Regions from separate parts of the Mus musculus genome. Here region 2 is linked to region 1. Evidence: chromatin contacts called from ENCODE Hi-C or POLR2A ChIA-PET data. All regions are on one chromosome and are shown on one strand. Each heading gives the region's core, a stretch centred on a gene start or an enhancer-like site at or near the end of the contact. The rest is flanking DNA. Distances are from core to core; before and after follow the strand shown. Region 1 holds the start of Kng1 (kininogen 1). Region 2 has its middle 12 kb from the start of Rtp1.

Region 1 (7,397 bases), core at 4,625-7,124:
TCCCAGCAACCATACGGTGGCTCACAACCATCTGTAACCAGATCTGATGCCCTTTTCTGGAGTGTCTAAAGTCAGCTACAGTGTACTTACATATAATAAATAAATAAATAAACAAACAAACAAACAAACAAACAAACAAAATGGATTGGGGAAATTGTTTGCAAATTATTTCAAATGGCTGTTGTACAAAATATTGACACAAGGTAGGGCTACTTAACATTCCTTGTGGCAGGACTTTCCAATGATATCTTTTCATTGAACAACCTCTATTGAAGGTAGGTACTGAGAGAACAAACCTTTCCTTACCTTGTTCATGTAGAGGAATTGTGAAAAAGCAGTTTTTTAGATCAATCACTATGATGGGCCATTCCTTAGGCAACAAGGAAGGCAATGGGACTCGGGGCTGCAAGGAACCCATTGACTGAATAATCTTAGTAATTGCTCTGAGATCCATCAGCATCCTCCAAGTCACACCTCCTGAGGTTGGTAAAGGCTCCCGCAAGCGTAGGGGAAGAGTTAAAGATGAGGAGCTGCATAGGCTTTGTTGGGTCACACCTAGCAAGAGTCTTATCTTTTAGGGCTGCATTGACAGAATTGAGAGCTTGGACTGCCTCCGGGGACAGTGTTCTCGGGGAGGAGGGACTTTTGTCTCCTTTAGAAGAAAACCTGCTCCATTGTTCCTCAGCGAAGATCCCGATGAGAAGAGACAGTCCATGGTTTTAAGGCATTTATTGTCATGGTGGAGAGTTGTGATGAGTGAAACCGTATCCCACTTTCTCAGGGTGGGCCTGAGGTTAAATGCCTTTTGTAGGGAGGAGTGTCTGGGAAGGGGAGCTTAATTGGCTAAGCCCTTCAGGCCTTTAGGTGCCTCATTAAAATGGAGATCTGTCTTGAGGCTACATGATCTGTAGTCTCATCCTCTACCTGGGGCTTGGGACATTGCCCTTACATGACTGATGGCCACAGAATTATGACGAGCTGAGGCCTTGTGTCAGGAAACTGGTGTCTAGGAGTGTGGCAGATAAATGCCTTCTGTCCCTTGCAGTTATCTGCTGGGTCTCCAGGGTTTAAACCTAGGTCCACCAGAAAATAGGCTGCTTTTCATGGTCCCACGCATTTATTGATGAGACTGGGAGTTCACATAGCATTTACTTTATATATTGGTTTTGGTCCAAACATGGTTCACACATCTTGTCTGCAACAATTAAAACAGTTCTGATATATAAGCCTCAAAAAAAAAAAAAACAAAAATAAGGGTTGAGACTTAATAGTGATGTGTTTGTGTGTCAAGTTGTCAAGGGGTCAATTGTACTGGCTGGTTTTGTGTGTCACCTTGACACAAGCTGGAGTTATCACAGAGAAAAGACTGCCTTGAGGAAATGCTTCCATGAGGTCCAGCTGTAAAGCATTTTTCTCAATTAGTGATCAAGAATGAGAGGGCCCATTGAGGGTGGTGCCATCCCTGGGCTGGTAGTCTTGGGTTCTATAAGAAAGCAAGCTGAGCAAGCCAGGGGAAGCAAGCCAGTAAGGAACATCCCTCCATGGCCTCTGCATCAGCTCCTGCTTTCTGACCTACTTGAGTTCCAGGCCTGACTTCCTTTGATGCTGAACAGCAATGTGGAAGTGTAAACTAAATAAACCCTTTCCTCCCCACTTGCTTCTTCATCATGAAGTTTTGTCCAGGAATAGAAGCCTTGACTAAGACATCCATCCACAAGGTGATTCAGGATCTCAAATCCTGATTTTCCCTGCCTGAAACATTGCCCCCTTAACACTTTTTTTTTTCTGGTCCCTTTGTGTACAGCTTATGTTAAGGAAAGACTGGAGGATCATGAAGGTGGTTTTCATGATCCTGAAAACCATCTTCTGGTTTTGGGGTACGTAATTTGTCTGGTAGTGGTGTACATTTTATTGGCTAAAATCCAGTCACCTGGACAGACTTAGTGAGAAACTGAGACATACTCTAAATGTATTCCAGGGAGAGGTGAGAATGGGTGTGATAAACAGGCTGCCAAAATCAGACATAGGAAGCTTAATCAGTCACGTGCTTTGACTCTTCAAAACCCAAACAACTCAGAGGATCACTCTGGTTAGCCTTCTCCAAAGCTGCCTTGTTTGCCCCTGGCTGTCCTGGGTGTGAGTTTTCACTGGAAATGGCCATGGTGATCCAAGTCCTTCACGACAGTGCTTACTAACTTCCTTGTTTTCCATCTACCAGCTCTTCCTCTCCCCACTTCCTCTCACCCTGGAAACTTAACTATGATTCAATTTATCTCAAAGACATCTGTACATCTGAGAACCTGGAACTATTGCTGGGCCTCACGGACAGAGTTAAGAATACACATAAGCCCTAAGACTGCTGTCTTACTGTGTACTCAGCATGTTTGATTGATCTCTGGTCTTAAGAAGAATGCTGCTATCAACCTTACCTTGGATTTCCCACGTAATCAGCTTTTCATAACTAATGTTTTATTTTGGTTTGCTTTGTTTTGTTCTGCTTTTTGAGACAGGGTTTCTCTGTGTAATCCTGGCTGTCCTGGAAGTCACTTGGTATACCAGGCTGCCCTTGAACTCAGAGATCCACCTGTCTCTGCTTCCAGAGTGTTGGAATTAAAGGCATGTGCTACCATTGCCTGGATGCATAGTGGTGGTCTTAAACTATGTACCTTCCGTGCTCCTAACCCAAGAGTAATGCACATGTGTATGCATGTGTGTTTTGATAACCTTGCTCAAACCAGCAAATAGGTTGAAAGTAGCCTTATAAAATGAGTATCAACCACAAATGTTGGATATACCGTGAATATTGCTTGTTTGATTGATTGATATTCTAAAGAATTTACAAATCAACACTCTCAGGAAACACTGAATTACACAAAGTAGAATTTACTTAGAGAAGTTCTATCTCTGATATGATTGGAAGGTAAGAGATGTCCTGGCGTGACTTGTGAGAAACTGTATGAAAGAAAAAAATATGCCATATTGAAGTGGTAGGTGTGTGCTCTTGCTGTAAGGGAACATACCCATGAGAAAATTTTAGTCAGTTTCACATGCACTGATAGAGAGGACATTTAACAGTGATATAAGAAATTAATGTCACAATAATTGAACACTAGTCTAGCTGAGGTAAGTAGCAAAGTAGCAAGCAAGGTTTCTGGCTTTAATGCTCTGGCATTCCTTGTTTCCTCCTAATTACAGCTTTGTAGGCTGGTCTTATTTCATAAGACCTCTGTAGTATTGATTGCCTCTGTGTTTTCCTTTTGGATTTTATAAACCAGGAGATTTTGGCCACAAGTTGGAAGACGAGTCACATAATTCAGATACAAGTGAATGGATGCAAGGGGTTTGAAAATGTGCCTGGACTTGACAGCTTGAAACCTACTGTTCCAGCCTTAGCCAGAGCACCTGCCCTGTTAGCCTGTTCTGGGGTGACTTGTGTGGCTACAGCACTTGCCAGCTCTCCTAGAAGCACCTGCTCTTCTTTGGATCTGCAGTCGTTGTTGAAGGTGTGGATGCCTGTGCAAGTGACTAACTACTGTATCCACTTTTGTGATTTTTGTTTTTGTTTTTGTTTTTCTTTGGGTTTTGGTTTGGTTTGGTTTTTGGCTTTTTGAAACAGGGTTTCTCTGAATAGCCCTGGCTGTCCTGGAACTCACTTTGTAGACTAGGCTGGCCTTGAACTTAGAAATCTGCCTGCCTCTACTTCCCAAGTGCTGGGATTAAAGGCATGCGCCACCACACCACGCTCACTTTTGTGATTTTTATAAATGCAGTAGCTTTGTGTAATCTTTTACAAATGTCTGATTAATTTTGCATATCTAGAAAGTAGATAACCTGTTAAACAGGACAACTTGACTTCCTACACAGATCTCTCTGCCATTGCTGCTTTTAGAGAACAGGTTACAAGCTTGATGATATTAGAGCACTCTGGACTCTTTCATCAGCCTGCTGCAGAATTCAGGTTCTTTTGTTTTGTTTTGTTCATTGAATCAGGGTTTATCTGTGTGGCCCTGGCTTTCCTGGAACTCACTCTGTAGACCAACAGGACCTTGAACTCAGAGGTCTGCTAACATCTGCATTCAAGTGCTGGAATTAAAGGTGTGTGCCATCACTACCTCGCAAGTTTGTCTTCTTGTTATTAATATTCAGGACATTTGGTGGGCTTATAGGAATAGAAATAGTCACTTGGGCATACCTTTTGTTCTGAACAGAACACTTTTACAGTCTGACTTTTACAAAAATTGCAATGCTTGTGACTTATATAAACTTCCTAACTGTAGAAATTCTTGACTACAACATGCCACTTTGGGGAAACTAAAGTCAAAGCCTTTCACTCTGCCTTGTTTTCTCTTCAACCCCTGTCTTCTCTTGTCTTTGCTTCTGTGACTCGTGGTATTAGGCTGTTTTGGTTACGTGAAAGCTTAAGTGTCTCAGGTTTCACTTCTGAAACTTGCTCAAAATTAAAGGATTTCTGTGAAAACCCTAAAACAATCCCATTGAGGTATTATGATTTCCACATCGTTCAGGGGAAGAAACCCTGATGCGAAGGTTCTCTGACTCTGACTCATACACACATGGGCAGAGATACAAACCTACACTTGTTCACATCCGGACACACAGAAGAACACATACACGGAGACTGAGGCACACACTCAGCCAAGCATGAAACTCATGCACACTGGCATATGTGCACACACCTGTACAGACCGAGTCACATAGAAGGTCATGGGTAGAGCTACATTGGCATTCCTTAGGACCTCTGGCCCAGTGCCTGTTCCTGCTGCACTTCTATAAAGTTCCCATTCAGCACACGGTGACAGCACCTGGCTCCAGGCCTCCGGGCCTCTCAGGCAGACTCCAGCTCACACTAGAAATTCCCATCAACCACACAGAAGCCAACTTTTGAGATTTCTTTATTACTTTTATTTCTTCTTTTTCTTATTTCCTAATTTCCTTCCATCTGTCTTTCCTTTCTTTTCTTTTATTCCTTTTTTAAATTATTATTATCAGTATTATTCTGTATTTGTGAGAGAGACAGAGAAAGGATGAGAATGTGTGTATGCAGGCACACAAAAGCCACAGCCCACATGTGGATGTCAGAGAGCTCTCAGGAGTGGATGCCTCCCCGGACACCTTGGTAAGACAGGTCTCTTTGCTTTTCTTGCTTACAAACTCCAGGGTACCTAAACTTCCTGGTGATCCTCTGGCCTTCCCCTTCTGGATTAAAGTAGGAATACCAGGGTTACAATTGTGTGTCACCATCCAGAGGTGTTCTGTGAACTCCTGGCTTCAAACTCTGCTTGCCAGCCTGAGGCTTGTGAGGCAAGCACTTGAATCAGGTGAGAATCTGCTGGCCCCACCCCTTCTTCACATAGACCAATAGAACCCAGCAGAGAGGTTGGCATGGCCAGAGGCCAGACAGGATGCCCATGATTTGTCAGATTTGCTAGTGTCCTGGGTGGAGCTCCCAGCATGTGACTGATGGTCCTGCACATGTGCTTTTCAAGAACACACCAGAGCTGACAAAACCTTGTGTCTGTACACTCTGACATGCCACAAGCAATATTGTGTAGGAGGTATTTCTACATTGTCTTCAATGTATATTTATGCAGAGCCCTTTGTAACTGGGCCAAGAGTAGCAAGAGGATACTGGAAATGGTTGTTGGTTTTAGCTCCTTTTACTGGTTTCTGCTTTAATTCACTGTGGAGAGTTGAGCAATGTTTTAGAAATGGGCTTTGCACTCCCACATTCTTTACAAAGGCAGACAAACAGGTCAACAATCCCATGTTGCAATTCTCCAGCTCCATACCTGGTTGGACATTGAGCAGAGTCCTGTTTGTTCTCTGGGAAGAGGGCACACAAGGGGCGTGACCTCAGGAATCTAAATAGGGGCCTAAGTGGTGAGGCAGAGAGAGCTGAGGCAGGAGAGATCAGAGCCCAGAGGCTGCCAAAATCAGCTTCTGAGTTGGTTTCCCATTCTTGGCAAAACAGTCCCTCAGTTCTAGAGGGACCCTTAAATCATGAAGCTCATTACTACACTGCTCCTCTGCTCCGGACTCCTGCTGACTTTAACACAGGGAGAAGAAGCGCAGGAAATTGACTGCAATGATGAGGCTGTATTTCAGGCTGTGGATTTCTCTCTGAAGCAGTTTAACCCTGGGGTAAAAAGTGGCAACCAGTATATGTTGCACCGAGTGATCGAGGGCACTAAAACGGTGAGTAACAGCTTTCCTGTGAAACCACTTGTAATTGGTGCTCTCAGGCACAGGGGTAGAGGTTGGAGATGGCCCGTCCTTAGTCTTCCTGGGCGATCATGAAAGCAGTATCCCAGGAAGAAAGAAACCACAAAAGATGGAGATGTTCAAAAGGGACAGGCATAGTGGGGAATCCAGCAATGCAGTCAGCTTGCAGTAGGGGAATCCACTGCATCTGTGAACTTAGCCATTTTCCAGACTTAAGGGAGAGTTCCCTCCTGGGATGAATACAGGGAGTAAGAAGAGAGCTGACATTATTGCCTTGGACCAAGTATCTAGCACTGCCTGTGTGTGGCTGATTCATTGAGCTTAATAGTAATGTTTCCACTAGCTTTCTTTAGTTTGGGGGGCAGGGAGGTGGAGCCATGGTGTCATTTAGCTTTAGATTAACAACAAACTTGCTGTGTAGCTGACAATGATCTTAAACTTTTGATCCTCCTGCCTTCATCTCCCTGGTGCTACACATACAGGCTTGTGCCCCCATGCCAGGTTTCTGTGATACTGGGGAATCAACCTCAGGACTCTGCCACCTACACTCCATCCGGAGCACACTTTGGCAGGTTTTCTCTATATTCTTACTGCTTTGTCAGTGCACGCAGGTAGGAAAGGAATGAAAGCAGGGTGCATAAATTAGAGAAAAACTTTCTTTAAGATTTTTTAAAATTAAGTTTACAGACTAGAGAGATGGCTCAGTGGTTCAGAGTACTGGCTACTCATGTGAGCAGGGGGCTGGGATCAGCTCCCAGCACTTATGGTAGTCACAACCATCTCTAACTCCAGTTCCAGGGACTACAGTGTGTCTTCTGGCCATCCTGGGCACCAGGCACACATAGTATACATACATACATTTGGGCATACACTCACACTCTTAAGATAAAAATTAAGAATTTACATTTAAAAATCTTTGAATAAACAAATTTCATGTAAAAGACTTTCTTTGGATTGGTCACATTATTTCAGCATGAAAAAATCCCAATCCTTTGACGCCATGAGGATAAACAGAAAGCCCTGAGGGACACAGGCGTGTGTGATTCAGAAGGTGAAGGGAAGCCTTTATTTCTCTCTGCAGCACAGCCTGCAGTCTGCTTCCTCCTCTCAGAGCCATATCCCCTCGTGTCTCCACTGCTGACACATGGGGCCCATGG
Region 2 (7,089 bases), core at 1,694-4,193, 360 kb after region 1:
GCTTTATTGACCTAGATCTAAAGCAATTAGATACAGAATTGCAGGGAATTCTGATCGCTTTTAGTGGGAAATATGATTTAGGGGACACAAATGGAGGGTTGGATGCTATGTCATACCTAAGAATGTGGGGCAGGGCAGACTGGGTATAGATATCACGATATGATGTTAACTGTGCTCATTGCTTCTGAGATGGAGGGATTGATTTCCTGAATGTCTGTTCAGTGAACAAAGACACAAACTTAATTTTTTGAGACTGGTCTTATTATGAAGCCCAGGCTGAAACTGGACTCACATTACTGCCTGTATCACCAGAGTGATGGACTGCAGGCATACATGGAGCCCAGGCTGAAACTGGACTCACATTACTGCCTGTATCACCAGAGTGATGGACTGCAGGCATACATGGAGCCCAGGCTGAAACTGGACTCACATTACTGCCTGTATCTCCAGAGTGATGGACTGCAGGCATGTATCATGATACCCAGGAGGCTTCATAATTTTCATTGGCATCACAATTTTTAAAAAATATAACAATAAATTTCCAATGAAAATTTAATTTATGATATATTTTATAAATTTCTCATTGTGTTTTTATTGTCATGGAAATTTTGGTCCCTGGTGACAGTAACACAGTGTCTAATGTTGCGTCTTATTCTTCTTTTAACAACAATAAGAACGGAAATGGGGAGAAGCTTCCGCCAGCAAAGTGCTTTGTGAAAGCATGAAGACCTGAGTTTGGATCCACAGTACCCACATAAAAGCTGTGCATAGGGGCATGCATCTGTGAACCAGTGCTGGGGCCTCAGGATGGGGTGGGGGTGGGGAAACAGGGGGATTTACAGAGCTTACCAGTGACCAATCTAGTTGAACTGGTGAGCTCCAGGGTCACTGAGAGACTTTGTCTTAAGTGATTAGGATAGAAGATACTCAGCATTGACCTTTGGCTTCCACACACTTCTACACACATGTGAATACATACATGCAGGCACACAATACACACATGTGCACACATACACACACATGCACACATACACACACATGAGTACATACCAGCATACACACATATATGTAACACACATACACATATACGCACATATGCATACATACATACACAGAAGCACACACAGATACATAATATACACACACATACATGCACACAAATATATACACATACATACATGCACACACATATACATAATCACACACACAAGTACACACACATGCACACGTGCACACACACACATGACAGAAAAAAAAAAACCAGGGTTATCTGTAATTTTAGCAGTCTGGAGGCTGAGATAGAAGGTTATTAGTTGAGGCCAACCTGGACTACATGAGAAATGTCAGGACTGCTTGGATTATATAGGAGAGCCTGTCTCAAAAAGTGTATTGCTGGGCGTGGTGGCACACACCTTTAATCCCAGCACTGGGGAGGCAGAGGCAGGCGGATTTGAGACCAGCCTGGTCTACAAAGTGAGTTCCAGGACAGCCAGGGCTATACAGAGGAACCCTGTCTCAAAAAAACCAGAACCAAAACCAAAACCAAAAAAAGTGTGTTAATAACTATCATTATTGCTGAAAATAGCTCAATATTTCTTGGCAGTTCTGTTCCTATTCCTACAATCAATCAGCCTTAGGGTAGATGGAAGTGTAGTCAATTCATGTTTTAGGTTCAATCAATATAATTTACCTATTAACTTTCATTTGTTTTATTTCTTTGAGTTTTAAGGATACAGAGAAGCTGAATTTTTGCCGGGTGTTTGTGGCACACGCCTTTAATCCCAGAACCCAGGAGGAAATGGCAGGAGGATCTCTGAGTTTGAGGCCATCCTGGTCTACAGAGCAAGTTCCAAGACAGCCAGGGCTATACAGAGAAACCCTGTATATATATATATATATATATGCAGAGAAAATACGTATCCATACAAAAATAAACAAATCTTTAGAAAAGAAAGGTTAAGAAGATTCTGTGGGACTGAAGAGGTGACTGGTTAAGGGCATGCACCACCCTTCTAGAGGATTGGAGTTCCATTCCCAGCACCCACACTTGGTGGCTCAAAAATGCCTGTGGCTATAGCTCCACTGAATCTTATGTGTCTGGCTTCCGAAGGCATATGCACTTTTGTGTGCATATCCACACAGAGACATGGACATACATACATAATTAAAAACAAAATTGATATGGAATACTTTTGTGGTAGAGAACTACCTAGGGTAAAAGGTAAGAACACTAGAGGCTTGGAAGGCAGAGGAGTTGCATAGTGGTAGTGGAGGCAGCAAGTGAACTTCTCCTGGATGCATGAGAGAAGAAATCTGGGAAGAAAAGAGAAATGGAAGCAACGTGAGTTGTGAATCTGCACCATCTATGTCCCCTTTGGGGAAAAATGTACATGGATTATTCTGAAATTACTTTTTGGGTGGCTCTTGCATTATGTCTGGATGTTAAGTAAAGTGTCACGTAGAGATTGAGCTATGTGGATTGTATCTTCAATGGGGCAACAGATCGTCAAATGGAAACACTTAAGAGTGCATGGGTACTGCACTAAGATCTAAGCTGGCTGTCCGTGAAGGCAGGTTATGAATAAATTAACACGTGTTTGAGTGTCTGTGCTCACTGAAGATATCCACATTCTTACACAGGAGGTACAGGTCCTTTAATTATAAGCAGACCTACAAGGCAAGACTGAACCAGACCAGATGTCCATTGACATCCTCATGCTTGATTCCAGGTCTCTGGCAAATAGAATTACATCAATCATTGGCAAACTTCCTAAAAAAGAAATAAAGCACATCAATGGAAAAATGAAATTTGAATCTAAGTGGAGGCAATGCAGACATTGACCAGAATAGCCTGGGGAATCAAATAGGACTCAGATTGCTGCTGTAGCGGGAGGAGCCACGCCCTGGCTCTGAGCGCTCCCGCCCATGGCCCGAGGGGTGATGGGAACTCTGCTTCAGGAAGAGCCGCTTGTGCTTGCAGCGTCCTGGGAAGGTTGCGGCCTCTCAGCGCGCCTTTCCTCTGATCAGCCTCAGTGTAGGAACCCTACTGATATCTGCTCACCACCACACAGTTTAATCTCCATATTATTGCACTGATGTTTATCCCGAGATAATGTCCCCTGTTTCTGCTTGCGCCACTCTGGTTTCAACTCCAGCTTCTAAAAGTCCATGTAAATTGTCCACATATCTATCACTCTTACCCTCTCAGGCCCTGCTCCTCCCCGCCCCTCCCCCCCAATGAGGCACATTAGAAAAGGTCGGTTGAGGACACAGGCTTCTGAAAAGTCACAGTCCTAGCAAGCGTTTAGCTTTGCCTGTCACATTCCAAAGTACATGTTCTGGACTGCATTTCCTGTCTTGTGCTCTTCGGAGAGGACAGCTGTTGACTTTGCCTCAGATCCATCCTTCAGGCCACTAAGCCAGCTGTCGTTGTTAAGACATGGCTGTCGAGTGGCTCAGGCTAGCCATCAAATGCACAAAACCACACAAAAGCACACCATGGCTACAGCACTGGGATTCTTGAATGGGAAACCCTCCATTAATGCAATGTGGATGGGGCTTGTTATTGGCCAACACCCCTTCCGACCTGTCAAACAGCACAGCAGAGCCATTGTGATACTCTAAGAAGGTGATTGACACAGACATGCCCCCTCCCTGACTCTTCCTGCCCTCTGGACACAGAGCACTTAGTGAGAGGAGACTGAGGTGGAGTCTAAGTCAGGTTTTGGCTGGAACAAGATGTATGAAAAGTCTAGCAGACAGTTAAGAGTTCCGAGGTGGTGAGCTCTGCGGCTGGGGGCTGGGTTCGTGATGACCCTGCAAGTCTTCATCCCAGCAGGAGCAGGTGGAGAAAGAATTAGAAAGATGGAGGAGCATTACAGATTGGCCATTGAGCCACTCAGGAAACAACAACAATGCGTTAATAGGTTTTATTGAGAGCAGGGAGGAGTATGCCTTAATAGGTTTTATTGAGAGAAAGTGCCCAGGGGAGCCAGGAAGGAATGGGTTGCTGGGTGGAATTTTGGAGAAAGAAAATAGATCTTAGAGGCAGCTGTCATGTAGGAAATGCTGGGTTGAGGCTGAAGCATATGTCACCCGGCTCCTCTGGGAGAGAGAGACATCAATAATCCTACCAATTATTTCTTTACTGCCTCTCCGGCTTGTGTTTTTCCTTCGGTTCTGTACCATGAAGAGCCGAACCCCCTTCCCACAGTCATCCCAATGCGCAATGGAAGATGCAGGGGATCCCATCTCTATCTGAGTGAGCTGCCTTACACACACACACACACACACACACACACACACACACACACACACACCTCTTTCCTTCCCCTCCCCCATGTGTCTCATTTGCCCTGTTTCCCCTGCTCCCCCTTTCGAGGCACATAGCCTCGTTAGAGATGGATGACATGTGTGCTTACAGTGAACTCCTCTCATTTTGTATTCTGTGCTATGGCAGAAGCCACAGGGACTGACGCTGTAGGTCCTTTTTGGTCCCCAGGCCTCCCGGGTGAAGCCTGTCCTTGTGGCTGGCTCTCTTGCAGCATCTGTGCTCACATCTTACATCAGCATCCCCTTGGCCCTGTGTTCACCTGTTGGAGCTTGTTAAGGAGAGCAAGGTGCAGCAGGTGTGTGAACAGTGACAGCGTGCCCTGTGCCGTCTAAACGTGTCAGTGTTGAGTTCCCTGGACCGGCCTCTGGGATGAGGATGCCAGCTTGCTGGGAAGTGCTCTGGAGAGCGGAACTCCTGTGAGATGAGGGAGGCAGGATAGCTACGAAGAGCTGAGGTGCAGTATGGTGCATTTAAGCCTCAGCTCAAGCAGTGGGAAGCATTGAGAGAACACTTCAGGGTCACCCCTAGTTAGGCACAAGGAATAGCTCCTGTATGCTCCCGTTAGCCACTGGCCTTGTGGGGCTCTCTGAGGGGCAATTCGCAGTGAATTATCAGGGACACGGACAGCTCCTCACAGGAGAGGCGTGGTGGGGTCTGGAGGAGCTTGCCTTCACCTTCCCAGTAAAAGTGGCTGCCTACACACCACCTTTACTTCTACGGTCACAGAGTTTCTAGAGTCTGGAATCTTAAGTCCTCAGCATGCCATTAGACCAAAAGAAAGCCAGCACACAGGTAGAGGGAAACAGGTGTGTTTACTGTGTGGACCAGAAGTAGGGAGAGAAAAGTTCTTAGTTTCTCTCCATCTTCCCAGGAGCAGCATTGTGATTTTTAAAGCCAGGGAATATGTACAAATAGCTGTGGCTAGAGGCTAGTCGATCAAAGTGGTATGCGGTGCTGCTCCTCTGGCCCCTGGGCTTCAGCTTTTTTCTCTCTCTGAGCTTGTGGCCCTGGGGAAATTTTGTTTTTCATTGTTCCTATTACAGTGATGGTGTCGAAGAAGGACTGTAAGTCAGACTAGTCCAGAAGGCCAACCTGAGGTCATTCTATGGCTGAACTGGCAAAGCAAATGGAGTGACTCCTTTTGAGAGTTTAATGGAGGCAGGACTGTGTACAACTCTGGCAGCTTGTGAAGTCACAAGGGGCAGAAGCTGCACACAGCTAAGGTTTCTGAGCTCACTCACTGTGATCACAGCTGACCTAGAGATCATGAAAGCTCACTCTCCCTCAGAAGAAATGTAATAATAACTCACGAGTACGTGACACTTCTCATGCAAGTCAGCTATGGTTCTGTGTATAGTTAAGGCAGTTTTAAGAACTGTGTTTTACATACCTGTAAGAAAATTAAGAGACTGCTGCTTCCCCCGAACCCCTTCCTGCTCACCCCACTCTGAGATGGGGTTTTTCTGTGTGGCTTTAGCTGTCCTGGAACTCATTCTGTAGACCAGGCTGGCGTTGAACTCAGAGATCCACCAGACTCTGTCTCCTGTGTGCTGGCATTCAAGTGGTGGCCCTACCACCACCTGGTTGATTTATTGGTTTTATAGGTAGGAAATCATAGTGTAGGGAGATTATTCTAGTTTGGTTTCTAGTGCTGTGATAAACACTATGGCCAAAAGCAGCTTAATTAGGAAAGGGTTAATTTCATTCTGAGGGAAGTCAGGGCAGGAACTCAAGGCAGGAACCAAAGCGGATGCCATCAAGGAACATTTACAGTCTCTATCCCATGTCTTGTGTGACCGGCATATTTATATAACCCAGGACTACGTCCCAAGGGATGAAACTGCCCACAGAGGAATGAGCCCTCCAACGCTAGTCATCAATGAAGAAAATGCCCACAGACTTGCTTACGGGCCAGTCTGATGAAGGCATTTTCTCAGTTGTCTCAGATGACTTGACTCATGTTAATAAATAACTAACCAGCACAGAGATCAAGTTAGCCGGCTGTCATACAGCCAGTCAAAGGTAAAGCCAAGACTTAAACACAGACCGGCAGATTCCACAGCCTTCCTGTTCTGTGACAGGTGTGAAACAGGAAGAGCACATACCAGGACAAGATCGGAAATAATGATAGACTGTCAGTGGGTTTCCCATCTGCTTCCTGAGATACTTAGCTCAGCAATCTACGAAGTGTCTACAAATATTAGCACCCAAGGGACACTTCACCGCCTACTACCTCAGAGCAAAGAGATATTCCAACCCTTGACAGTCTGTCTCCAAGAAGCTGACTCTTCAGCATGTGCAGAGTGTTTGCAGATGTCTTTCTCTGCTTTTCTCGTGAGGGGAGTTGTGAACATGTGACACCATTTTGTGATCTGATGGGGGGATGTCTGAAGGAAAGAGTGTAGTTGTGTTTCTTTGGGTCTGCCAGGTCCCTTTATGGCCTCTTCAAATTACCATGGGTTCATATTCAAGAGTACTGAAACCACGTGATCCTAGTACTATATATGTGAATTTTTGTTACTGTCATAACTGGCTCATATCTGGCAAGTGTAACAAAGACAGCAGTGACCCAGAAGACAGAAAGCAGATTCTCAGGGGACAGATTTGTAACGCACTCATTCCGTGCCAGCTTCTTTTGTATACTGAGATGCCACCAGCAGGTAAGCTGATATGGAACCTGTCCTTAGTATGTTTACCTTTTCTTGGGGAAGAGGAGAGTTAACCCTGACAGTACACGTCCCAGTGGTTAATAAAGT

The links. Hi-C counts contacts between places; a loop is a spot of excess contacts on that map. ChIA-PET counts read pairs that join two places held with the same protein, here RNA polymerase II (POLR2A).
Region 2: a loop to region 1 is called in a map of T-helper 2 cell, with 2.2 times the contacts of the local background. The contact joins the enhancer-like site here to the promoter of Kng1 in region 1. A Hi-C loop is called at or near these places in 1 of 37 maps with a recorded cell type or tissue (T-helper 2 cell). POLR2A ChIA-PET finds 5 or more read pairs at or near these places in 1 of 5 experiments (embryonic stem cell).

What each region holds. Positions count from the first base shown.
Region 1 is chr16:23,052,426-23,059,822 of GRCm38, forward strand. Kng1 (kininogen 1) reads left to right here and starts at 5,875. Exons shown (of 11, transcript NM_023125.3): 1 at 5,875-6,213. The coding sequence starts at 6,019.
Region 2 is chr16:23,413,573-23,420,661 of GRCm38, forward strand. No RefSeq gene overlaps it. Among named protein-coding and RNA genes, the nearest start is that of Rtp1, 12 kb to the right of the region's middle. Within about 2 kb of position 2,944, at least 2 of the 3 ENCODE cell types and tissues checked have a DNase peak (open chromatin) inside an H3K27ac peak, as active enhancers do.